5 separate regions of the Mus musculus genome follow, and all the other regions are linked to region 2. The links are chromatin loops, found by intact Hi-C in ENCODE. Cell type or tissue: heart. All regions are shown on one strand. Each heading gives the region's core, and the rest is flanking DNA. Links, peaks and the distances in the headings are about the cores only.

What was found. Hi-C counts contacts between places; a loop is a spot of excess contacts. Peaks named below come from ENCODE experiments on the same cell type or tissue, not always from the same donor. Only the 100,000 strongest peaks of a DNase experiment are listed, where the experiment ranks them.
Region 1: a loop joins it to region 2, with 5 times the contacts of the local background. A loop is called at or near these places in 20 of 42 quality-filtered maps.
Region 3: a loop joins it to region 2, with 9 times the contacts of the local background. A loop is called at or near these places in 20 of 42 quality-filtered maps.
Region 4: it touches region 2 in a loop (4-fold over the local background); 15 of 42 quality-filtered maps call a loop at or near these places.
Region 5: it touches region 2 in a loop (18-fold over the local background); 23 of 42 quality-filtered maps call a loop at or near these places.

Annotation. Positions count from the first base shown.
Region 1 is chr7:6,584,161-6,589,089 of GRCm38, reverse strand. No RefSeq gene overlaps it. Among named protein-coding and RNA genes, the nearest start is that of Olfr1350, 17 kb to the right of the region's middle. In heart, for the core only: a CTCF peak has its summit at 2,547 (motif pointing left); no DNase peak of the experiment used is centred there.
Region 2 is chr7:6,934,305-6,939,233 of GRCm38, reverse strand. The region is part of intron 5 of Usp29 (ubiquitin specific peptidase 29); the gene reads right to left. Among named protein-coding and RNA genes, the nearest start is that of Zim3, 40 kb to the left of the region's middle. In heart, for the core only: a CTCF peak has its summit at 1,906 (motif pointing right); no DNase peak of the experiment used is centred there; H3K27ac peaks cover 270 bases.
Region 3 is chr7:6,657,638-6,662,566 of GRCm38, reverse strand. It overlaps Zim2 (zinc finger, imprinted 2), which reads left to right and starts at 199. Exons shown (of 5, transcript NR_131759.1): 1 at 199-254; 2 at 3,620-3,708; 3 at 4,321-4,420. In heart, for the core only: a CTCF peak has its summit at 2,744; no DNase peak of the experiment used is centred there.
Region 4 is chr7:7,186,474-7,191,402 of GRCm38, reverse strand. No RefSeq gene overlaps it. Among named protein-coding and RNA genes, the nearest start is that of Zfp418, 18 kb to the right of the region's middle. In heart, for the core only: a CTCF peak has its summit at 2,920; a DNase peak (open chromatin) is centred at 2,992; H3K4me3 peaks cover 810 bases; H3K27ac peaks cover 347 bases.
Region 5 is chr7:6,356,707-6,361,635 of GRCm38, reverse strand. No RefSeq gene overlaps it. Among named protein-coding and RNA genes, the nearest start is that of Zfp78, 4.1 kb to the left of the region's middle. In heart, for the core only: a CTCF peak has its summit at 2,263 (motif pointing left); a DNase peak (open chromatin) is centred at 3,325.

The DNA.
Region 1 (4,929 bases), core at 378-4,377, 350 kb after region 2:
CAGGAACACTTAGCATTGCAATGCAGAAACGGGAATCCCTCGAGCAACCCCGGGGCGCACCTTAAATACCCTACTGACTCCTCCCAATCACCCCAGTCACATAATGGCACTCCATAGGTTCACAGCAAGTGATGACACCTCAGGCGAGCTGCGTAGTGCAGGCGGCTGGGCTGTGGCTAAGTCTGAGGTAATGAGGAAGTCAGGCACAGGTCAGAAGACCTGGCAGCTGTCCCGGGTGCCATCTTGGGGCGGTGGCTGCACCCGCTCCTCACATTTCAGGCCTTGAATTTTAAAATTGCTTTTCAGAAATACCTCTTCTTGGTGTACAGGAAACGAATGCTCCTGTTGTTTTGGGTCTTAAGCAAAGCCCAGCAGAAAAGTTTGTTTTCTGACATTAAGGAATTGTGTACTACATCTTTGGATGACCCAAACTCACGAGCAATACGACTGTTTCTTCCACATCTTCTATATTTCACAGGAAACTTTCTTCTAGAATTATTCCTGTTATAGAAGAATTTATCTTTAGGAACTATTTGGTTACAGTTCTTTAGGGAATAACTTGATCTTTCACAGACACAGCAATGGACATTGTGAACATTTATTTCTGTGTCTGCAGTTGTTTTAATCCATCATAAAGAGGTACAAATCTTGTTCTTAATGGTCTAATTAATTTTTTGCATTTACTGTTAGCATTTTCAAAAGCTAAAGATTCAATTAAAAATTCTCTAATAGTTGGAGCTGTGGTCAGTCTTTGTAAAAGGTTCGTTTGAACCCTGGGTTATCTTTGTAAATGATTCAGTTCCTCTCTGTTGTTCAGCCTTGTCCTATGTATTTGAGGCCATAGCTCATTATTGCTTGCTTGCTTGTCTGTCTGTCCGTCCTCCCTCCCTCCCTCCCCCTCCCTCCCCCCCTCTCTCTCCTGTGCCCAATGATCCCATTCAAGCTTGTTTTTTTTCCTTTTTTAAAATTTATTTTTTTATACTCCATATTTTATTCCCACCCCCACCCCCGTCCACCCTACTGTTCCACATCCCACACCTCCTCTCCACCCCTTCTCCATGTGGATGTCCCCATCCCCACCCCTCCTGACCTCTAAACTCCCTGGGGCTTCCAGTCTCTTGAGGGTTAGGTGCATCATCTCTGAATGAACCCAGACTCGGAAGTCCTCTACTGTATGTGTGTGGTGAACTCTTATCAGCTGCTGTAAGCTGCCTGTTTCGTGGTCCAGTGTATGAGAGATCTCGGGGGTCCAGATTAATTGAGACTGCTGGTCCTTCTATAGGATCACCCTTCTCCTCAGCTTCTTTCAGCCTTCTGTAATTCAACAACAGGGGTCAGCTGCTTCTGTCCATTGGTTGGGTGTAAATATCTGCATCTGACTCTTTCAGCTGCTTGTTGGGTCTTAAACCTTTTAAAATCCTGAGCCTCTATAGGTTGCCATTCAAATGTGTGGTAACCATATGGATTTCCTTCATTTCCTTCCAAGTTCCTTCTCAAGGCTGGGAAATCATTTTAGGGTTTTGTTCTGGCCTTACTTTCTCACTCTGTCTTATAACTACTTCAAGTTTACTCATATTTTTTTTGTAAATTTTCTTCCAAGACTTGTCTCCAGTTTTTATTATTTTTATTTTCTTGTATCTTTATTATCTTAATCTCCCCCTAAATTTTGCTTATACATGTCTCTAAAATTCCCTGTAATGTTTGTTTCCCTATCTTTACTATTTTAGTATCCTCCTCAGTTTTGTTTACAAATGTCTCTAATTTTCCTTTAATGTTCTAACATTGCCTTCACTCTCTCTTATAAAAATTTTTAATCCTTTTTCTAAGACTTTGGTTTTTGATAAGATGTAGCAAACTGAAACATTAGTAGGATAAGAGTGAAACTTAACAATGTAATAATTATATTTAGCAAGGTGTTGATTTCCTGTAAAAATGTATTTATTAAATCTGTTTTTCCTTTCTCAGCCCCTGCTCCTGGCATGACAACTCTGAGACTGTTTATAATTAAAAATACCTAGGCCATAGGCTTTGGCTCATTTCCTGACTAGCTCGTAAGTTATTTAACCTACTCAAACTATTCTGTGTCTGTCACTTGATTAGTTATCTCTCCTTCAGTCCTGGCCTGCATCCTTGCGTTTTCCTCGGTGGCTCCCTGAGTTCAGCTACCTGCTATGTCCGTCTCCCTATCCGTTTCCTGGAATCTCCTCCCACGTGGCTCCCTGCATCCTCTTTTATTCTCTCCCTATTTCCTAGAATCCTCTCTCTTTCTGACAGTGTCCCACCTCACATTTCCTGCCTCAGCTCATTGGCCATCAGCTTTTTTATTGACAGGTGATATTCATAACAGATTCTCTTTACGATTTTCTCTAGACTTTTCCATCCATTCTGAGCCGTTTTAAATGAGCACTACATAAGCACCCAAAAAGTCTTTATTATGTTTGTCATCTTTATGCTCATCTCCATTGCTCTCTGAAATTATCTACTTCAACCCCCTATTACCTGATCCCAAGTTTCCTGTGTCTTTGTCTCCCTCTTGTGTTCGATTTAGGATACTGTAGTGGTATCTGATTCTCTTAGAGGTTGATTGCAGAAAAAACTCAGCTTCTGAGCCTCTGCTGTTTTCCATTTCCTATGTGTGACCTGTTATGGCTTTTCCTCAATTGGAAAATTGGCCCAAACCCTATCCCATGCCCGTGTGTGGCTGACTCAAGGCATGGATGCTGACTGCAGCCCACTGCATGTGCACTTGATTTCAGGATTCAGTTGACACCGTGCAGGTGGCTGGGAGAATGGGGTTTGGCTGTCCACTTAGATGTGGGGACACAGATAAGTGAGCATGAGGGGGCGAGAGCACAGGAATTCAAGCATGGGCAGAGATGCCCCCTGTGCCTGTGAGAAATGCGTTGCGAAGTCAGCTCCTCCCCTGTTTCAGCTGCTCATCCTCAGCTGCAGAGGCTGCATTTCTGGCAATAATGGCCCCCAAACCAATTAGTCTCAGTCCTGTGCCCAAGCAGCCCCCAACTTTCTTGGGTTACAGCTTGGGCCTCTACTCAGCTCAATTTACTTAGGGTGTGCAGCTACACCCCCTTTTTAAAAATCATTTTATTCATTTACCTTTCAGATGATATCCCCCTTCCCAGTTACCCCTCCACAAACCCCCATCCTATCCCTCCTCTCCTCCCTCCCCTTGCCTCTATGAGGGTGCTCCTCTAGCCATTCACCTGCCTCACTGCTTTAGCTGTCCCCTGTGCTGGGGCACCGAACCTCCACAGGACCAAGGACCACCCCTCCCACTGATGTCAAATAAGACCCTCCTCTGTTATATATGTATCTGGAGCTATGGATTTCTCCATGTGTACTCTTTGGTTGGTGGTTTAGTTCTGGGTGGCCCAGTTAGTTAATATTTTTCTTCCTATGGGGTTGCAGTTCCCTTCAGCTTCTTCATTCCTTCCCCTAGTACTTCCATTGTGGTCTCCAGGCTCAGTCCAATGGTTGTCTGAGTATCTGCATCTGTATTGGTCAGGTGCTGGAAGAACCTCACAGAGAACAGCCATACCAAGCTGCTGAAAGCAAGCTCTTTGTGGCATCAGCAATAGTTTAGGGGGTTGGTGTCTGAAGATGGGATAGATAGATCCCTAGGTGGGGTGGTCTCTCCTTCAGTCTGTGCTCCACTTTTTTTTTTGTCCCTGTCTTTCCATTGTATTGTCAGCTCTTTGCCGGCAGGTAGCTTCGAGGAGAGAAGCCCAGACCTGTCAGGTCTCTCCAGGGCTGAGCAGGATGGTGAGAGTTGGACACCGGAGAAGAACCACATGTGGCAGCAATTTGTTTATATAAACAGGGCAAAGAGGTGGGGATAGAAATATGGGGTGAGATGACGAGGTGTGTGGGGTGATCTCACAGGGCTTATCAGGAATTTATACATCCGTGGTAGCTAGTCAGAAGCAGTCTCATTCAGGTCTATAGGTCATTCTGGAGTAGAAGCGAATGACAGGTCTCGAAAATCAAGCCAGGCTCAGGTTTGTCCTCAAGGCCAAATAGGGCCCATCATTGAATAGGAACATTTCTGGGTTAAAACTTTTGAGATGGAGGGTGCCCCCATCCCTCAACTGGGGCTGTGCCTATCTACTGCAGGTGGTCTATGTAGGTTGTATCTCCCCTTTGTTGGGTATTTTGGCTAAAGTCATCACTGTTGGGTCCTGGGAGCCTCTCACTTCCTGGAGTCTGGGACTTTTCTAGTGGCTACCCCCAGTTCACATCCCCCACTGCTACATGTTTCTATTCAATTTCCTAACCCTCTCTACTTCTCTCCTGTCCCTTCCAATACCTGCCCCTGATTTTTTCACTCCCCCTCCTCCCTGCCTCCCACATCCCTCCCTCCTTCTACCTCCTGTGATTGTTTTCTTCCAGGTTCTATGTAGGATTTTAGCAACTACACTTTAGTCTTCCTTCTTACGCTCCATATGGTTTATATGTTGTATTGTGGGTGGTCTGATATTTTTAACTAAAATCCACTTATTAGTGAGTACATACCATGTGTGCGCTCTTGTGTCTGGGTTTCCTCAATCAGGATAATTTATAGTTTCATCCATTTGCCTGCAAATTTCACGAAGTCATTGTTTTTAATAGCTGAGTAGTACTCCATTGTGTAAATGTATCCATTCCTCTGTTGAGGGGCATCTGGGTTCTTTCCAGCTTCTGGCTATAATAATAAGGCTGCTATAAACGTACTGGAGCATGTGTGCTTGTTATATGTTGGAGCGTCTTTTGAGTATATGCCCAGTAGTAGTACAGATGGGTCTTCAGATGGAACAATTTTCTCAGGAACTGTCAGATTGGTTTCCTGAGTGGTTCCTTATTACAAGTTGGATCATCTTCTGGGTTTATGCCAAGGAGTGGTATTGCTGGATCTTCTGATAGTGCTATATCCAA
Region 2 (4,929 bases), core at 335-4,334:
GTGCCACCATACCAGACAGCTACAGCCTTCCAAATGAAGAAACTCACGTCTACAGGTCATTGTTGGATCCCTATCCCAGTCTCTCCCATGGTGAGCGGACGACATTAACAAAGGATATTTCTCCTCAAATCCTCCTCTCAGCACATCTGTCTGTAGACCCTGGAATGTATTTAAAATGAGAATCTGGTGCTACTTCTGGGGCTGAGGAGGGAGCTGGGCCAAGTCAGCAGGTGTTAGGGGAGATGTCTCAGGCTGAGTTTGGGGTCAGGTTAAGACATCTCCCAAGAGGCACTGTGTAACCAGACCATTGAGAGATGGATGGCTACTGAAAGGAAAAGCATCATCTCGGGACCCCCAAGACCAAGTTCTAAGCACAAAGGAGCAGGGAAGTAAGAGAGACACAGGAGGCAGAGGATGGGGAAGAAGGGAGAGGTTATAGGGATATTTGTCCCAAAGGACAATGGAACAAAGGACTGCCTCTGAAGGAAACAGACGTGGCACCGAGGAGCATGACAGTTTATAAAGGTAAAGGGGAAACCCTGTGCTAGGATGAGGTGTTTAATTTTAATTGGGCATGTTTATTAGGTGAGCCAAAGGGGGCTTTTGACTGCTGGACTTTAATACTTTGATAGCTGGACCTTGGTAGTCAGACTAGGGAGGAGCAAGTGGCCAAATAAGGGACTAGACCTTGGAGGCTAGCTTTAGGAATGTAGTCTAAGGGGTTTTAGCAAGGCAGAGGGAATGGAGGAGAAGGGCAAGGCTTGCCAGAGCTGCACTCACCACACTGGCCAGAGCCCCTTCAAACTGTCTGCACTCCCCCAGCTGCCCAAATCCTGTGTTGTCAGAATTAGGATTAGGCCCACATCCAGCATGCTGGCGACCCAAGAGATCAGAAGACAGAAGTACACAGAGGAATGACTTCGGGAGAGCAGTGCGTGTGTCTAGCCTCTGAGCCGAGCCACTGCCATCATGGGGAGTTCAGCAGCCACCACCATGCAAAAGGGGCCCCCTTGACAGTTTTTCTTCTTCTCATTGGAGGGGTGGGAAGCATCACAGGACTCTCTCCAGAGTATATGTGACCTAAGGGAGGGGCTGGAACACATAGGACCTTCGTCTCTGCATCCACGTCCCTATGGACAACCCTCACCTATGCTCTGCAAGCAAGCAAGCCCAATAAACTTCGGTGATATGTTATCTTGGTTTGTCATTGGGACCTTTGGAGTACTGGTTGACATTGTTTATGTCTAATAGCTCTGCAGTGGTGGCCTTAAAACCCAGTACTTGAGAGGTAGAGACAGGCAAATCTCTGAGTTCAAGGCCAGCCTAGTCTACAGAGTGAATTCCAGGACAGCCAGGTCTACACAGAGAAACCCTGTATTGAAAATACAAAACAAGGCATTGTTTATGTTTAAACCTGGGAAGGAGAGGAATTTTTAAAAAGGTATGGGTGTATACTGTACCCAGGGAACTTCTTTGATGTTTTGTTTTGAGACCGGGTCTCATTTAGTCTGAGCTAGGCTGCCCTCAAACTCACTGTAGCTGAGGATGACCTTGGCTCTCTCTGTCTCTCTCTGTCTCTGTCTCTCTTCTCCCCCCCTCTCCCTCCCTCCCTCCCTCCCTCCCTCCCTTCCTTCTTTTCTTTTCTTTCTTTCTTTTCTTCCTTCCCCAGGATTGGATTAGGCCTTGTTGGGAATTGAACCCAGGGCTTTGCACTTTTTAGGCACGCAATCTATCAAATGATCCACATTCCCAGCTTATTTGACTTTTTAGAGAGGTTCTCATGTAACATAGGCTTCCCTAGAACCTGCTACACAGACCCGTCCTCAGTGCTGGGACTTCTGCGTTCATCGAATTTTTGGAACATTCTAGAGCCTTAAGGCCGTTCATCAGTAACTGCAGTCATCGGCCAGCAGGTGGCGCACATAGGATATTGATGAAAACAGTTTGAGCATGACTAGGGAAATCGGGCCTCTTAAGATGTTGCTGCAGTTGCTCTAAAATATTTCAAAGCATTTACCCTACAGGGACAAGGATAGATGAGCTTCGAGAAGGAGGCAGCCGGGGAGCAGACTGCACTTACCTATCAAGTGTCAGGAGGCCAGCACAGCAGCAGGGCTGGAGAGCAAGGGCGTGAGGATTTGAGTTTATACTCTGGCTGCATCTCACACCGGCCTGTGTGTCATTGGGTGGAGGTTTTTTTTGGCTTCTGGGCTCCCATTTCTTCTTTTGCATGTTCTTTCGGACAGTGTAACAATTCAATTTAATGGTAATGTTACTTGGAAGTCACTAGGACAGATCTTAAATGTTCTCACCATGGAGAGGGGATGGTTTGTCAATAGTTTGATTGACACATATATCAGAGCATCCATGTTGTGTACTGTAAATATATATAATTCTTATAGTTCAACTTCACTTAAGAGTTGGAAGGAGGAATTTGAGGCCATCCTTAGCTACTTGTGGAATTCCAAACCAGCTTATCCCCGTAGCTAGATGTGGCGGCATGCCCATTTATGCCTAGTAATGAGAAAGCAGAGGCAGGTAGGTCTCTTTGAGTTCAAGGTCAGCCTGATTTACGTAATGGATTCAAGGCTAGCTAGGATTAGGTGGTAAGACCTTGTCTCAAAACAAAGCAAAAATCCAACCAAACCAAAAAAATAAAAAATAAAATAAAATCAAGCTATATGAGACCTTACCTCAAAAATGAAAATGAATCTAGAATGCAGCTTGTGGCTGCAGCACTTTCCTCTAAGCACAGGTTCTATGCTCAACTCCCAGTACTTGGGAAACAAAACCTAAGAATTAAAAAAGAACAAAAAACAAAAAACAAAAAAAACAAAAAAGTTCATTGAGTTTCTCCAATTCGGGCAATCCTGCCAAATACTGTGGATTTCAAACCCCATCTTCTAAGACTTTGTGTTCGAATGGCGAGCAAACTGCAGAGCAGAGATCAGGTGTGGATATTGGTACCAAACACTAAAGAAGTCTGCTCTGTGCCAAAGACACCGGGGCGACTCCCATGAAGATACAAGGTTGTTGGAAGAAGAAAGAAGCCACAAAATAGCTAACTGTGGGAGTACATCAGGAAAAAACAAACAAACAAACAGACAGACAAAACAAAGAGTTACAATTTGTGTGAACTGATCTGGAGAAGGTGTTTTGTTTTGTTTTGTTTTGTTTTGTTTTGTTTTGTTTTGTTTTGTTTCTGTGTAGCCCTGGCTGTCCTGGAACTCACTCTGTAGACCAGGCTGGCCTCAAACTCACAAAGAGTTGCCTGCCTCCCCCTCCCTTTGTTTCTTTTTTTGTTTGTTTGTTTGTTTGTTTTGTTTTGTTTTTTAGTTTTTCGAGACAGGGTTTCTTTGTATAGCCCTGGCTGCCCTGGAACTCACTTTGTAGACCAGGCTGGCCTCAAACTCAGAAATCTGCCTGTCTCTGCCTCCTAAGTGCTGGGATTAAAGGTGTGCACCACCACCACCCGGCTCTTGTTTGTTTTGTTTTTGCCAGATTTCATTCTGGATTTGATGTTGTAAGCAAGCGTGGACTTTGTAGAACCACATCTTTTCAAAATCCCAAATAGCCTTGGTGGTGGTGCTCACTGCACTCAGGAGGCAGAGGGAGGCAGATCTCAAGAGTTTGAGGCTAGCTGCATCTCCATAGTGATACTTTGTTTCAAGACAAGGACAACAACAAAAACATCTCCAACTCCTAAACCTAGTAATGGTGATAATGATTAAAAAAGAACTCAAAATTATAATATAAAATGCTTCTTTTTTAGTTAAAACTGTATCAAAGAAGTAAACTCCATAAACTATCCCACTAAACACTGATTTTTTTACCAGACACTGATAAACACTTCTTAAGAATTAAATTGCCAGGCATGGTGGCTCACACCTAGAAACTCCAGCCTTACAGGGCTGAGGTAAGAGGATCTTGAGAGTTCAAAGCCAACCTAGGCCACATCATTCCAGGCCAACCTTGGCTCCAAGTGAGACCCTCACCCTGTCTCACCCTCCCAACCCTCCCACCCTGAAGCAATAAAGCCTGCAAATTATAAAATTCAATGTTGTCAGCTCTCAAAATTTGGATGAAAATGAAGGATACAATCAAGGGGAAATTTGCAAGCCAGATGGCTCTTTAGACAGATGTGACTTTAAACAGACAGTCTCAGAAGACTGTCCACATTGTTTTATGTCTAAACGAGACCTTTTCCGTCCTTAATTACACAGGGAGGTATATAACTCCCGGAATGAAGCCTGGCCTTTAGCTCAGTGGAAAATTCCGCTGCTGATTTGAGAGTAGAGCTTTCTTTTGGCTGCCAGGGAAATGGTAAACACTCTGGCTGCCTTCTCTCCACAAGCCCAGGCTCTGTATTTGCACAGTGTAATTCACTAACGACCATGTTTTTCTCCTGTTCCTGCTGCTCCACTGTAACTTTGCCATATATCCCTCTGGTGGGCATAGTACCTTTAAAAATATTTTAGAATTACATTTATTGTTATCATGTAGTTTTAAAAATAATTTATGCATTTTAATTTTATGGTGTTTTGCCTACATGTATTTCTGTGTGAGGATGTCAGATCTTAGAGTTAGGGACAATTGTGAGCTGTCATGTAGGTGCTAGGAACTGAACCCCTCTTAGAAGGGCAGTCAGTGTTCTTAACCACTGACCCATCTCAACTGTGAGTTACCATGTGGGTGCTTAGAATTGAACCCGAGTCCTCTGGAAGGGCAGTCATTGCTCTTAACCAATGAGCCATCTCTCTAGTCCCCATTGTCTCTCTCTTTTTTTTTTTTTTTTTTTGGTTTTTCAGGACAGGGTTTCTCTGTGTAGCCCTGGATATCCTGGAACTCACTTTGTAGACCAGGCTGGCCTCGAACTCAGAAATCGGCCTGCCTCTGCCTCCCAAATGCTGGGATTAAAGGCATGCGCCA
Region 3 (4,929 bases), core at 361-4,360, 280 kb after region 2:
GGTTCCCCCATCGAACCCCTCCCCCCAACCACCACCACCACCACCACCACCACCACCACCACGTGACCCTTCTCACTGCGTGGGAGGCCCCACCAGCCCCCACCCACTCCCGTGAATTGTTATTCCCCACCCCCACTGAGTGGGAGTTGCCCTAGTGCGCATGCGTGAACCTCTGACTGGGCATGCGCTCTCCCAGGAATTTGGAGCAGGAAATTTCTGGAAATTCAGTCTGCCGAGAACCTTCAGAGAGCCAGGTGAGTGTTGGAGTGTCTGAGAAAATTGAGATTCCATAATGGGAACTATGGACCTGCTGGGGCAGTAGGGGACACATGGGGTTGAGGGAGGCGACAAAAATAGGTGGCATGAGGTCCTGTAATGTATTATGCCGTGGGGGCTTTGGTGAGCTTGCTGTGGAAAAATGAGTGCATAGTGCATGAAGAGTTGGATAGGCTTGTGAGAAAGAACCTATGGTTGGAGGCTGACTTTGAAGAGTCGTGGCTAAATGGCCTTTTTGTCCCATCATTGTCTTGTGCACCCAGGGCTTTCCATTTCCCTCCCCCCAGGCTGCCTCTGGTCCACATCCTCCCGAAACCCAAGATCTTGGGCTGTATCTTGGATTACTCCCCAGAACAGCGTCAACCCAGCTCTTCCTCTATCTCAGCCCTACCCTGCCTCTCACTGTCCCTCCTCATGTATACCTCCTCCTTTAAGCAGTTAAAAATGTGTATTGCTCTTACATAGGACCTGAGTTCAATTCCCAGCATCCATACCAGGCAACATACAACCTTCTGTACTTCCAGTTCCTGGGAGAATGATGCCTCTGGCTTTGTGGGGCACCTGCATACCCACATACGTGCATAACTTTTTAAAAGGCAGTGTTCTTTTAAAATCAACACTACCAAAGAATCTAGACTTGATATGTTCAGTATAAATATACTGATTTTTTTCTTATCTTTTTTATTTTAGGGCAAGAATGAACTTTTTTCTTTAGATTTATTGATTTTGTGTATATGAGTGCCCGCTCTGCATGTACACATACATGCCAGAAGAGAGCATCAGATCACACTATAGAAAGCTATGAGCCACCATGTGGTTCCTGGGGATTGAACTCAGGACCTCTGAATGAGCAGACAGTGCTCTTAAGCACTAACCCTTCAGCCCCAAAAGTGAACTTTTAATGAATGGCTAAATGTCCAGTGCAAGAGGATCTAAAATATGGGGACTGCAAGTTCATCCTTTTCCAGTATCAGTCTCAGGAATTCAGGTTACTAGGTTAGAACTAGGGGGCTTTCAACACTAAGGAAACAAAGCCCCTAGTCCTTTGAATAAAAATAATTCCAACCACAAACAAAATATATTAAGTACACACTATGTATATACCAAGAGAACAATATATATTAGATTACATATATACCCAGAGGAGGGAAAATCTGGGATCATAGCTATTTCTAGCAGGAGGGCTGGGGCATGGACAGAAAAGAGCATGTGGCTAGATTCAGGCACGCCTCACCTTTGACACAGAAAAAAAAAACAAAAAAATTAAGCTGCTCATTGAGCCCACCTTCTCTCTCCATGATGGTGATAAGTTGACCATGCTCCGCTAAATAAATGGCCACACACCTGAGAGAATATGGGCAGTACACATTGGACTTGATTGATTTACAAAACAAAACACAGGTGGGTAAAGAAAGGGGTTGGGTCTGGGAGAATTTAGAGAAGAAGGATCAATATGATCCCAGGATATTATAGAAAGTTCTGAAAGAGCTATTAAAGAGTGATGGGAAAGAGGGCACTAATACAAACCATGTATTCCTGTAGGTGGTTTGTGTTATTAATTCATTTGACTCTGTTAAGTAGCAGCTTTGCAAGAGGCACTACTGCCTTTGTTTTTTTGACACAAGATTGAATAAATAGCCTGTGCTTATGATTCCAGAATTTTTTTTAATTAATTAATCTTACTTACACAATTCACATCCTAACTGCCCCAACCCCTGCCCTTCACCTCTGAGCCTGTGAGGTTCCCCCTGCCACCCCTCCCCCCACCAGGTATCCCCACTGCTAGCACTTCAAGTCTCTGCAAGGCTAGGCCCTTCCTCTCCCACTGAAGCCAGACAAGGCAGCCCAGCTAGAAGAACATATCCGACATACAGGCAACAGCTTTTGGGATAGCCCCGCTCTCGTTGTTCAGGACCCATATGAAGACCAAGCTGCACATCTGCTCCATATGTGCAGGGAGGCCTAGGTCCAGCCCATCTGTGTTCTTTGGTTGGTGGTTGATGATTCACCAATCAAAGCTCCGCAAGAGTCCAGGTTAGTTGACTAATTGGTCTTCCTGTAGAGGTCCTATCCCTTTAGGGACTGCAGCTTTCCTAGATTCCATTTTTTTTTTTTTAAAGAATTTTGTTATGTGGCTGAAGCTGGCCTTGAAATCACTGCAATCCTCCTGCTTCACATTGTGAGTCCTGGGTTTACAGGTGCCACCAAACAGCATTTCAACATTTTTTACCTGGCCATCAGGCTCTAGACCTGCAGAGGCTACACTTCTGGTTTGCATTATTCTCTCTTGTCCTCTTTTCAATTTTTTTATTTGTTCTCAGAGAATTTCATACAATGAGTTTTGCTCATACTATCCCGTGTCCCCAACTCTTCCCAAATTCACCCCCTTTCCCTTAGTCACAAGTCTCTCTTTTTAAAAGCTAGACCACCTGCCACGGGTTTTATTCTATACATGGTGTTACAGTGCCTCATGTGGACACTCAGGGTATTGTCCTAGAAGTTAAAAGTTTAGCTTAGCTATACACAGAGCTGAGCTGAAGTTAGAAGGGAATGGGGAAAAATTGCATAGAGTCTGAGAAAGAAACAGGAAATTACTGAAAAGATCACCTGGAAAAGACCTCCATAAAAGATGATTGTAAGTTCAGGCTTTTGGGGTAAGGTGATCCTGTCATCTTACAAATTAGTGATTGAAAATGTAGGAAGGGGTCCTTAAAGGCTGCCTTTCAAAAACAAAAAGCAAACAAAAACAAAGACCTACGGCAGTGTATGTCAGTAACATTTAATCCTCACAAGTATGTAGCTTGGTCTTCATGTGGTTCCTGTAAACTTCTGATTTGCTATTTAGAAGTTGAAGCTACCTGAATTTTAGTGTGTGTGTGTGTGTGTGTGTGTGTGTACACATCTGAATAAATATAGTGTATCACATGTATGCAGAGGTCAGAAAATATATTGGATCCCCTAGAAGTGGAATTATAGATGATTTCAAGCTGCCATGTGGGTGCTGGGAGCAGAACCCGGGTCCTCCTGTGAGAGCATTAAGCTCACTTAAAGGGCTGAGCCATCTCTCCAGGCCCCTCCCTGGTGAACTTGATTGACAGGTAAGAAAGCACTGATGCAGAGAACTCCTGCTTTACTTAGAAACCTGTGGGAAGCCCACGGAGAGGTTTAGAATGGGAAATGACTGGAGCTCGACTTTGCTGAGAACAGAAGTGGTCTCCATGATCGTTTGCTTTGCCAAGGGAAGCCCAGGGATACTGCTGGCTTCAAAGTAGGACAGGGTGATACGCGGGCGACAGGCTGTGGCCAGAGAGGACTCAGTGTGGTGGTTATATTTCTTCTCTAGGCTCAGGACCCTGCGCTTTCAGGATACAGGGAAACCTGTGGCCAGCAGAATCAGGATGCAAAGATGTTCTGCCATCTTCTGGACAGCAAGTGAGTTAAGCTGTCTTTTGTCATGGCTCTTGGATCTTTTCTGATTCCTAGATCTTCCCTGTTAATGCGCCCCACCCCCACTTGTCTAAGGCTGTCTTCACTTTTACGAGTTGCGCTCATACTGAATGCTTCCCTTCTTGTCTCCCTGCCCTGATTTGTTCAACATCCCATTTTAATCAGAACAAGATTTGAAAAGTCTGGAATTTTTCTATTTTTATTTTTTGTTTGGGAGTGCGCTGTCTTCAGGCACACCAAAAGAGTGCATCATATTCCATTGCAGATGGTTATGAGCCACCATGTGGTTGCTGGGAATTGAACTCAGGACCTCCGGAAAAGCAGTCAGTGCTCTTGACTTCTGAGTCATCTCTCCAGCCTTCCCACCCCTCTTTTTTACCCTCTTTTATGAGAGACTGAAGACATAAAGACCTGGTCAGCTGTGGGGATTGAGGGGGTGGGGTAGGGGTGGGGGGTAGGCCACACCCACCCCTAGGGTGTGAGTCTGGCAATTCAGTGGCTGCCTGAAGTGAGAGACATTGTTTCAACTTAAGCTCTTTCCCGGTTTTGGGGGTTTTGTTTTTTTAAATCGCTTAGGGGTATTCTCTGGTGTTTTAGGAGCTGGTGACCTTTAAGCGCTGGATTGGAGGAGGAGGAGTTAGCTTACTGCAGAACAACGTGTACTTTAAGAGAATTCACCAGAACCTGGTCTCCCTAGGTAAGTGTGTATTCTCCTTACAGCCCAGTTACTGACATAGGTCAGTTTTCAGTGTCTTTGTTAGGATGGTTCACCATCTCAGTGAGCCTCAGCTTGGGCCAGAGGCAGTAGTTCATGTTATTCATTTGTTTTGTACGTTTTACTTTTATTTTATGTGTATGAGTGTTTTGCCTGCAAGTCTGTGCACGGTGTTCATTTAGCGCTCCTGGAAGCCAGAGGAGGGCATTGGATTCCCTGAAACTGGAATCACAGATAGTTGTGAGCTGTCACGCAGGTGTTGGGAATTTACCCCAGATCCTCTGCAAGAGCCACAAGCATGCTTAACTGCTGAGGTATTTTTTCCAGCAACCTCATTTAATTTTTCCATTATATCTGTTTTTTTTTTAATTATAACATAATATCATATTTACTCTGCTTCTCCAACCCTTCCCATGTACCCCCACTGCTGTCTATCAAATTCATGGTCTCTAGTTCTCTAGTCGCTGTTACATGTGTAGCTTACTGCAGAA
Region 4 (4,929 bases), core at 477-4,476, 250 kb before region 2:
ATCCACAAGCCTATGGTCATTTGATCTTTGACAAGGGAGCTAAAACCATCCAGTGGAAAAATGATGGCATTTTCATCAATTGGTGCTGGCACAACTGGCGGTTTTCATGTAGAACAATGTGAATTGATCCTTTCTTATCTCCTTGTACAAAGATCAAGTCTAACTGGATCAAAGAACGCCACATAAAACAGGAGACACAGAAATGTATAGAGGAGAAAGTAGGGGAAAGTCTCGAAGATATGGGCACAGGGGGGAAAAATCCCTAAAGAGAACAGCAATGGCTTGTGCTGTAAGATCAAGAATTTACAAATGGGATCTCATAAAATTACAAAGCTTCTGTAAGGCAAAAGACACTGTCAATAAGATAAAAAGGCCACCAACAGATTGGGAAAGGATTTTTACCAATCCTAAATCAGATAGAGGACTAATATCCAATATATACAAAGAGCTGGACTCCAGAAATTCAAATAACCATATTTAAAATGGGGTTGAGAGCTATACAAAGAATTCTCAACTGAGGAATACCGAATGACTGAGAAGCACCTGAAAAAATGTTCAACATCCTTAATCATCAGGGAAATGCAAATCAAAACAACCCTGAGATTCCACCTCACACCAGTCAGAATGGTTAACATCAAAAATTCAGGAGACAGCAGATGCTGGTGAGAATGTGGAGAAAGAGGAACACTCTTCCATTGCTGGTGGGATTGCAACCTTGTACAACCACTCTAGAAATCAGTCTGGCGATTCCTCAGAAAATTGGACATAGTACTACCGGTGGATCCAGCAATACCTCTCCTGGGCATATATCCAGAAGATGTTCCAACTGGTAATAAGGACACATGCTCCACTATGTTCATAGCAGCCTTATTTATAATAGCCAGAAGTTGGAAAGAACTCAGATGTCCCTCAACAGAGGAATGGATACAGAAAATGTGGTACATTTACACAATGGAGTACTACTCAGCTATTAAAAACAATGAATTTATGAAATTCTCAGAAAAATGGATGACTCTGGAGGATATCATCCTCAGTGAGGTAACCAAATCTCAAAAGAACTCATGTGATATGCACTCACTGATAAGTGGATATTAGCCCAGAAACTTAGAATACCCAAGATACAATTTGCAAAACACAAAAAAAAAAAAAAATCAAGAAGGAAGACCAAAGTGTGGATACTTCATTTTTCCTTAGAAAAGGGAACAAAATACACATGGAAGGAGTTACAGAGACAAAGTTTGGAGCTGAGACAAAAGGATGGACCATCCAGAAACTACCCCACCCGGGGATCCATCCCATAATCAGCCACTAAACCCAGACACTATTGCATATGCCAGCAAGATTTTGCTAAAAGGACCCTGGTATAGCTGTCTCTTGTGAGGCTATGCCAGTGCCTGGCAAATACAGAAGTGGATGCACATAGTCATCTATAGGATGGAACACAGGGCCCCCAATGGAGGAGCTAGAGAAAGTACCCAAGGAGCGGAAAGGGTCTGTAACCCTATAGGAGGAACAACAATATGAACTAACCAGTACCCCTGTAGCTCGTGTCTCTAGCTGCATGTGTAGCAGAAGATGGCCTGGTCGGCCATCACAGGGAAGAGAGGCCCCTTGGTCTTGTAAACTTTATATGACCTAGTCCGGGGGAACACCAGGGCCAAGAAGTGGGAGTGAGAGGGTAGGGGAACAGGGTGGGGGTAGGATATAGGGAAATTTCAGGATAGCATTTGAAATGTAAATAAAGAAAATAACTAATAAAAAAAAGCTAAAAAAAAAAAAAACCCGAAGTAAGCAAATTTCAGCTGGAAAGCAAGTATCTATGGACTGCCTGGACTAAACTATGCGTCTCAAAGTTCACGTCAACATTCTATTCTTCAGTATGACCATACTCAATGGCAGTCTCTGTTTGGAGATAATTAAGTTTAAATGAGGACAGAAGAGTCCTGCTCCCATCTGACAGAACTATGATCTTACAAAGAGAAGCGCCTGGTGTGGTGGTGCAAACCTTTATTTTCAGCACTCAGAGGCAAAAAGCAGCTGGATCTCTGTTAGCTGAAGTCCAGCCTGGTCTACATAGTGAGTTCCATGCTAGTTAGAGTGGTATGCTATTGCAAAATAAATACAAAAGAAGAAGAAGAAGAAGAAGAAGAAGAAGAAGAAGAAGAAGAAGAAGAAGGAAGAAGAAGGAGAAGAAGAAGGAGAAGAAGAAGAAGGAAGAAGAAGGAGAAGGAGAAGGAGAAGGAGAAGAAGAAGAAGAAGAAGAAGAAGAAGAAGAAGAAGAAGAAGGAAGAAGAAGAAGAAGAAGAAGAAGAAGAAGAAGAAGAAGAAGAAGAAGAAGAAGAAGAAGGAAGAAGAAGGAGAAGAAGAAGGAGAAGAAGAAGAAGGAAGAAGAAGGAGAAGGAGAAGGAGAAGGAGAAGATGATGATGATGATAGTGGAATGAAAATGAACAAAGTATGTGATATGCATTATGAAAACATTACATGAAACTCGTTTGTTTAATTACTATAGGCTAAAAGAAATAAGAAAAGGGGACTAAGGATGACCTGGCAGTTAGGAGCACATGCGTTCCCTAAGCCCAAGAGTCTGAAAGGGTGGGGTCCACCCTGGGATCTGGGATCTAAGGCTTACAATGCTCTGTAGCTCCTGTTAAAGGTGAATCTGCCGCTGCCATCTCACCCCCAGAGACACCTGCACACACACACACACACACACACACACACACACACACACACACACACACCAAATCGAATTCTACAATCAACTTAAAAATAGTTATGATAAAAACCTAAAAAATTGGAATCACTTGAGTTATTATACTCGTCTCTCACTCAGGAGAACGCAACAGGTTTTGCCACTGAGGCAGCAGCCCAAGTACTCTGCAAATGCTGGAGCATCCCTCACCGCGGCCGGTTGGTGGCGACAGAGCTCCTCACCTGTCCTCTCTGCCCATCTTAGTCACCACGCCACACTCTTGTATCTCCGATAGGGAGAAAACAACAACAACAACAACAACAACAACAACAACAAACCCAGCGCAGCTACAAGGACCACTGGGCAGAGTTAGAAAAATCTAGGAAATCTCGCCCATAGCTTGCGGCCCTAACACAGAAAAGATCTTTCCGAGAGACCATTGGTCCAGCCGTTTGCCACTCTATGAATTGTGGGTAATGTAGTTTCCTTAGCTCCTCCACCTTCTCAGTCGGTCTCAGTGGCAATTTTATGCATACCAATCAGGATTCTGGAAACTGCTAAAAGTATAAGAATAATAATCCACTCACGGAAAAGCGCAGGATTGGGATAAACAACGTCTAGGATCGAGTTCCGGTCCTGTGTGATAAGAAGGACCCCTGGCGTTATCTCAAATAAGCCTTAGATTCCAGATCCCAGGGTGGACCCCACCCTTTCAGACTCTTGGGCTTAGGGAACTGCAGCAGAAAATACAGAGTAGAAAGAAAAAAAAAAAAAAAAAGACTTAGAACTGTTTGAGTCATATGGCATCAGTAAGACCAACCAAACCAAACAACAACAATCTGATGTTTTGGAGTCTCTTGGGATCTCTTCATATCTATGAACTGGTAAAGTAGAGCTGGGTGAGGACTGGGTGTCTGGAGGGAGAAGCTGGATTTGGAGCCATCTGTAGCTGTTCAGAATGCGATTAATATGGCTGTGCATTACCCCTAAGACGATGTTTGCGATCTTTATCTTTCGTTCGTTCTTTTTTAAATATTTATTTTTATCTCTATGTGTACCCACGCAGGCCAGAAGAGGGTGTCAGATCCCCCAGAGCGGGGGTAAAGGTCAGGCATTAGCAGTCTAACAGAAGTGCTAGGGACTGAACTTGGGTACACTGGTTGACCTCTTAACTGCTGAGACATCTCTTCAGCCTCTTAAGATTTTCTCAAGTGCTGGTTTGGAGGTTCTAGCAGGAGAGAGCAGCTACTCACATACTCTTCATCAAATACTGGTCTTTCTCTGCTAGGAAATGTTTTCTTCTTGGACCAAGCTCACACAATGTTCCATATTTTTCCTGATGCTGTGAACCACAATGGACTCAATTAATTTAAACCCATCTTGAAGTTTTTAAATATAAGTTACCTTAACTGAAATCACTAGTATAAGTAAAATACATTCTCCAAAAAAAGATCGGAATACTTATGTTCTTTGTAGCTTTATTAATAGTCTTCAATTAGCAATTAGCCACTTGGCCATTAACACATGACCACTGACTTGTCCACAGAATTCTGGATAACAATAAAAATTATGTGTTCATATAGGTAACAGTAATGAGCCAATTATCCAATATGGAAATAATTAGAAAACAGTGTGGACACTTCGCCTCTTCTTAGAATTGGGAACAAAACACCCATGGAAGGACTTACAGACACAAAGTTCGGAGCTGAGACGAAAGGATGGACCATCCAGAGACTGCCCCACCCGGGGATCCGTCCCATAATCAGCCACCAAACCCAGACACTATTGCATACACCAGCAAGATTTTGCTGAAAGGACCCTGATATAGCTGTCTCTTGTGAGACTATGCTGGGCCTCGCAAACACATAAGTGGATGCTCACAGTCAGCTATTGGATGGAACACAGGGCCCCAATGGAGGAGCTAGAGAAAGTACCTAAGGAGCTGAAGGGGTCTGCAACCCTATAGGTGAAACAATATGAACTAACCAGTAACCCCGGAGCTCGTGTCTCCAGCTGCAATGGTAGCAGAAGATGGCCTAGTCGGCCATCTTTGGGAAGAGAGGCCCCTTGGTCTTGCAAACTTTATATGCCCCAGTACAGGGGAAACACCAGGACCAAGAAGTAGGAGTGGGTGGGTAGGGGAGCATGGCGAGGGGAAGGATATAGGAGACTTTCAGGATAGCATTTGAAATGTAAATGAATACCTAATTTAAAAAAAAAAAGAAATTTGTAAAAT
Region 5 (4,929 bases), core at 456-4,455, 580 kb after region 2:
TGAAGAACCAAGAAATCGATAGTTGTATTAAAAGCTGAAACAAATAAAACGAGGCCATGTGGATGAAGAGAGAGAAGAAGCAAAGACAGTTCCCTGGCTTCTTGGATCTTAATTTCCACAGATAAAGCAGACCTGACAAATGGGGGGCTATAAAGAAATATAAAGTAGGGAGGGTGTGTCATACATTTCCTGATTTCTTCAGATAACATTTCAACATCTTTGAAAACCTATTCCATAAAAGATATCTGCTAGTTGTCATCAATTCAGTTTTGACAGTACCTGGAATTGAAGGCTTGGCCCTACAAAACTCCCCACTGTTTGAGATGGAACTCCCAAACTTCAGTTGTTTTACCTGTGTTTCTGACTCTAAGCTGAAGTTTCTACCACCTGTGCTTCTTGAGTTCTATTCATTTGCTAGCGTGAAAGATATCAGGAAAACACAGGATTCTCTTGTTGTTGTTGTTGTTGTTGTTGTTGTTTATAGGAGACTTTAAAGGACACAAATGAACAAGTTGAAGACAAAGTGCAGAAGTAAGTAAGAATTGGAGTTTCTCTCCCCACAGGGTTGAAGTGTGTCACTCCCCTAGCACATGGCTGTATTCTTCTTGGTCTTTCTGAAAGCCTTGCATTGCTTGGAGGCAGAGGCAGGGACTGGGGGCGGGGCGGGGCGGGGCGGGGCGGGGCGGGGCGGGCCAAGCTGAGGCTTTATTAGGTAGGTATGATTGGTTAAGTCATGGGCTACTGTTAATCAATGTTACCTTTATCCACCCCATGCCTCCATACACACACCCTCGCCTCCCTCCCCCCACACACACACTCCAAAGATAAAACTGTGAGTTACAGCTGTCTTAGCACTTGGGTGGCTCCCCTGCAGTCATGTAAAGTACCTTACCACAGTGGTTCTCAGCCTTCCTAATGCTGCAACCCTTTAATACATTTCCTCCTGTGGTGATGACCCCCACCTATAAAATTATTTCCATTGCTACTTCATAACTGTGATTTTGCTACTATTATAAATTGTAATGTAAGTTTCTGATATGCAGGATGTCTGATATGCAACCCCTGTGGAAGGGTGGGCTGACCCCCCCTAAAGAGTTCTCAACTCCCCCATTGAGGAAAACCCTCCTTAACGAACCATGTTGAGTGTAGCTGCTGATTCCTGCTACCTCAGCACTCAGCTGAGGCAGGAGAATTGCCACAAATTCAAAACCAGCCTTGGTTTCATAGTGAGTTCCAGGCCAGCCTCAGCTAGAATGAAATCCTCTTTCAAAAAACACTTTTAGCTTCCAGAAACTGGAGGTGTAGAAGTAAAGAAAACATAAATTTGCAAAACAAAACATGTAATGACTTCATCAACAGAAACTCATTTGTGACTGAAATGGCCTTATAAATAACAAAAGGCTATTTTTCCACTCATGGAAATAATGAAAAAAAATAGATGGGTGGTAGCAGAGTGAAGAATATATGGTAGATGAATAGACAAATAGACATGAGTTACTGATAGATGGAGAGGCAGATGGTAGGTGGATAGGTATGGATATAGAGAGAGATAGATGGATACAGGCCTCCTTGTTGGTCTCACTATCTAGACACCTGTTCTGACTTTCTGTACTTTTTTGTGTTCCTAGACAGAGAACAACATGGTCTAATCCTGCAACTGAGGTAAAGGGTAGATGTATTGTAAGGGTCCATGACTTGCAAAGACCCAAATAGAATGCAATGTCAAAGAGTGTTTATTCTGCAGAAATCCTGCATGCATGGATCCAGCATACATCGAGATGGAATGCAGGTGTGGACTTTGCAGAGTCAGTTTAAAGCCTGTTAGGGTAGGCCTGGCTCTGGCTAACTCCGTCTTTTCAGTATTAAGCTCCTTGGGTTGCTGTTTCTACAGTGGGGGTGAGGATGCCAGAATTCAGCTGACACACGAAAACCATGTTGTAGGGGAAGAAGGTAAATTGCACTGGGTTCAATGTCTTATTGAAGTTGCAGAGGCAGCTCAGTGCTAAATCCTGAAACTGGGAAGGCCTTGGATTGGATAAAGGGGGAAAAATATCAGGGATGGTGCTTACCTGAAATTCCAGCCTTAGCTACATAGTGAGAGTCTGTCTCAACCAAAAAAAAATTACTATATTCCTGTACACAAAGGATCAGAAGATATGGACTCAATCTGGAGTTGACACAAGGAGAGAGGAAAGGGTGTTTAATAACCTTTAAAAGCACCAAGGTATGAAAGGATGTTTCACGGTACTCTAGTGCCACCTGCTGGTAAGAGTGTTCAACTACACCTTTATTTTATTTATTCATTTATTCATTCATTATTTATGTTTAAAGGCTTATTTATTTATTTATTTATTTATTTATTTATTTATTTATTTATTTATTTATGTGAGTGCACTGTAGCTGTACAGATGGTCGTGAGCCTTCGTGTGGTTGTTGGGAATTGAATTTCGGATACCTCTGCTCGCTCCATTCAACCCCACTCTGCCCCACTAGGCCCTGCTCGGTCCCTCTCCCTTCGGTCCACTCCGTTCCCTCAGTCCCTGCTCGCTCTGACCCAAAGATTATTTATTATTATAAGTACACTGTAGCTGACTTCAGACCCACCCCAAAAGGGTTTCAGATCTCATTACGGGTGGTTTTGAGTCACCATGTGGTAGCTGGGATTTGAACTCAGGATCTTTGGAAGAGCAGTCAGTGTTCTTACCCGCTTGCCAGCCCCCATTTTATTTTATTTTATTTTATTTTATTTTATTTTGGTGGAATATTGTTACCCGGAAGTTCTAGGCCACGGTGCTGCTCTTGGGTTACACACTACCACACTCAGCCAATCTGTTTTCAAAACATGGGATAGTTTGGGTCCTACTACTAAGATGTTGCTCTCTTAAGGGTGTTGGATCCCCTGGAACTGGAGTTAAATTCTGACCTGCCATGTGGTTGCTGGGAATTGAACCAGGGTCCTCTGAAAGAGCAGCCAGTGCTCTTCACCACTGATTCATCAATCCAGCCAGAGATGTTGCTCTGTTAAGCCAAAATTTTCTCACATGCTTCCCCCAGCTAGACATTCACTTCTGGGACAAGTTACCCCAGACTCAATGCCTTGAAAAGAAGGGGCTCCTTAAGCCACTAATAATAGTGTATTTGTGTACTCAGTAGGCCTGGCTTCCAGACCAATCCTAATTCTACTGGAAAGGATGGTGGGAAATATCCTTTTTGTGGACTCCTAAAAGGCCACCGGTTCAATGCAGTTTCTAGCCAGAAGTCTCCCTAAGTACTGAGTCCAATTCGGTGATATTCTAACTAACAGCTGGTGGCAGCTGGAGAGTGGCTGCTGTCCAGACCCAGCAACAGTTCTCAAGCTTGGCTGCAGTGAATGATGATGCATGATCCAGGTATCTACTGTGAGATCTCCACCCTGGAGACATTCCTGTGGATGTAACTCCCCAGTCCTCACCAAAACATGGATGGGTAAGATGCTCAGCAGAATTTTTTTTTTTAAGCAATGTAAATATTCAGCAACAGAGAAATGGAGGCAACCATTGCTGGTTCTTACAAAGCAGTTACACTGAGGTAACAGCAAACATCAGCTGGTGTGTCAACATATAAAATCCTTCTCACTCCTAGCAATGGGGAACATGGGGCTGAGCTAGCCATCTTCTGTAACCAGGCAAGGTTGGTTGGGACTAGAACACCAATTCAACCACAAAACCTTCAACCTACGATCTGCCCTGCCTGCGGACTGTTCTAAGACTAGCAAAACTGCATCAAAGAGACCAGCGAGACTCTATCCAGCAAATGACGGGAACAGAGGCAGAGTCCTCCAGCCAAACCTTAGAAGGAGCTTGGGAGTCATGTGGAGAAAGAGGAAGGGAAACCAGAGGGGTTAGCGACACAAGAACACAAGGCACGAAGTCATGGACTTGTGGGTCTCTTGGAAATCAGCGAGTCTGTAGGATCTGACCTAGGGTCTGCATATGTTATGGCTGAGCAGAACTCCTTACAGTGTCAGCAGGGCCTGTCTCCGTTTTCATGCTTATAGGAAGGACCCTTCACCTCCTTCTGAGTTGCCTCATCCAGCCTTGATGTGCTGGCATGTGCCTGGTCTTATTGTAGTTTGTTATGCCCCGTTTGGTTGATGTCCCTGGGAGGCCTGCTCTTTTTGGAAGGGAGGCAGGGGTGAGGTTGGGAGTCTGGGGGAGAGGAGAGATGGGAGGAAGATACTGAAGGGAGGGGAGAGGAAGGGAGAGAGGGGAAACTACAGTTGGGATGTAATATATGAGAGAAGGGGAGAAAAGACCAAAAAGATCTTTTTTTAAGTTGTGAAGACAAAGCTGGGCAGTGGTGGCACGTACATTTAATCCCAGGACTCAAGAAGCAGAAGCAGACAGATCTGTGTGTCTGAGGCCAGCCTGATCTACAGAGCTACTTACAGGACAGCTACATAAAGAAACCCTGTCTGGAAGAACAATAATAACAACCAAACCAAACCAAACCAAAACCATGAAGACACAAGTCAGAAAATATTGGGGACTGGGCACAGAAAACTTGGCACGACTTTGGGAATCATGGTGCTGTGGTAAAATGGCAAGGAAGGAAGAACCTAAGGTTGTGGCATAACTTCATAAACTAGCTACCCAAGATCCAAAGGGTGTGCCGGCTCGATTGTTTTCCACTGGACACAAGCTAGAATCCTCTGGGAAGAGGAACCCTTAACTGAGGGAGTAATCTCCATTAGATCAGTTGGTGGACAAGTACCTGCATGGGGCATTTTAAAAATGATTATTTTTTTTTATTTTACGTGTATTGGTGTATTGCCTATTTGTATGTCTGGGTGTGGGTGTCCGTGTCCGGTGCCCTGGAACTGGAGTTACGACAGTTGTGACCTGCCACGTGTGTAGCCAGTGCTCTTAACTGCTGACCGTCTCTACAGCC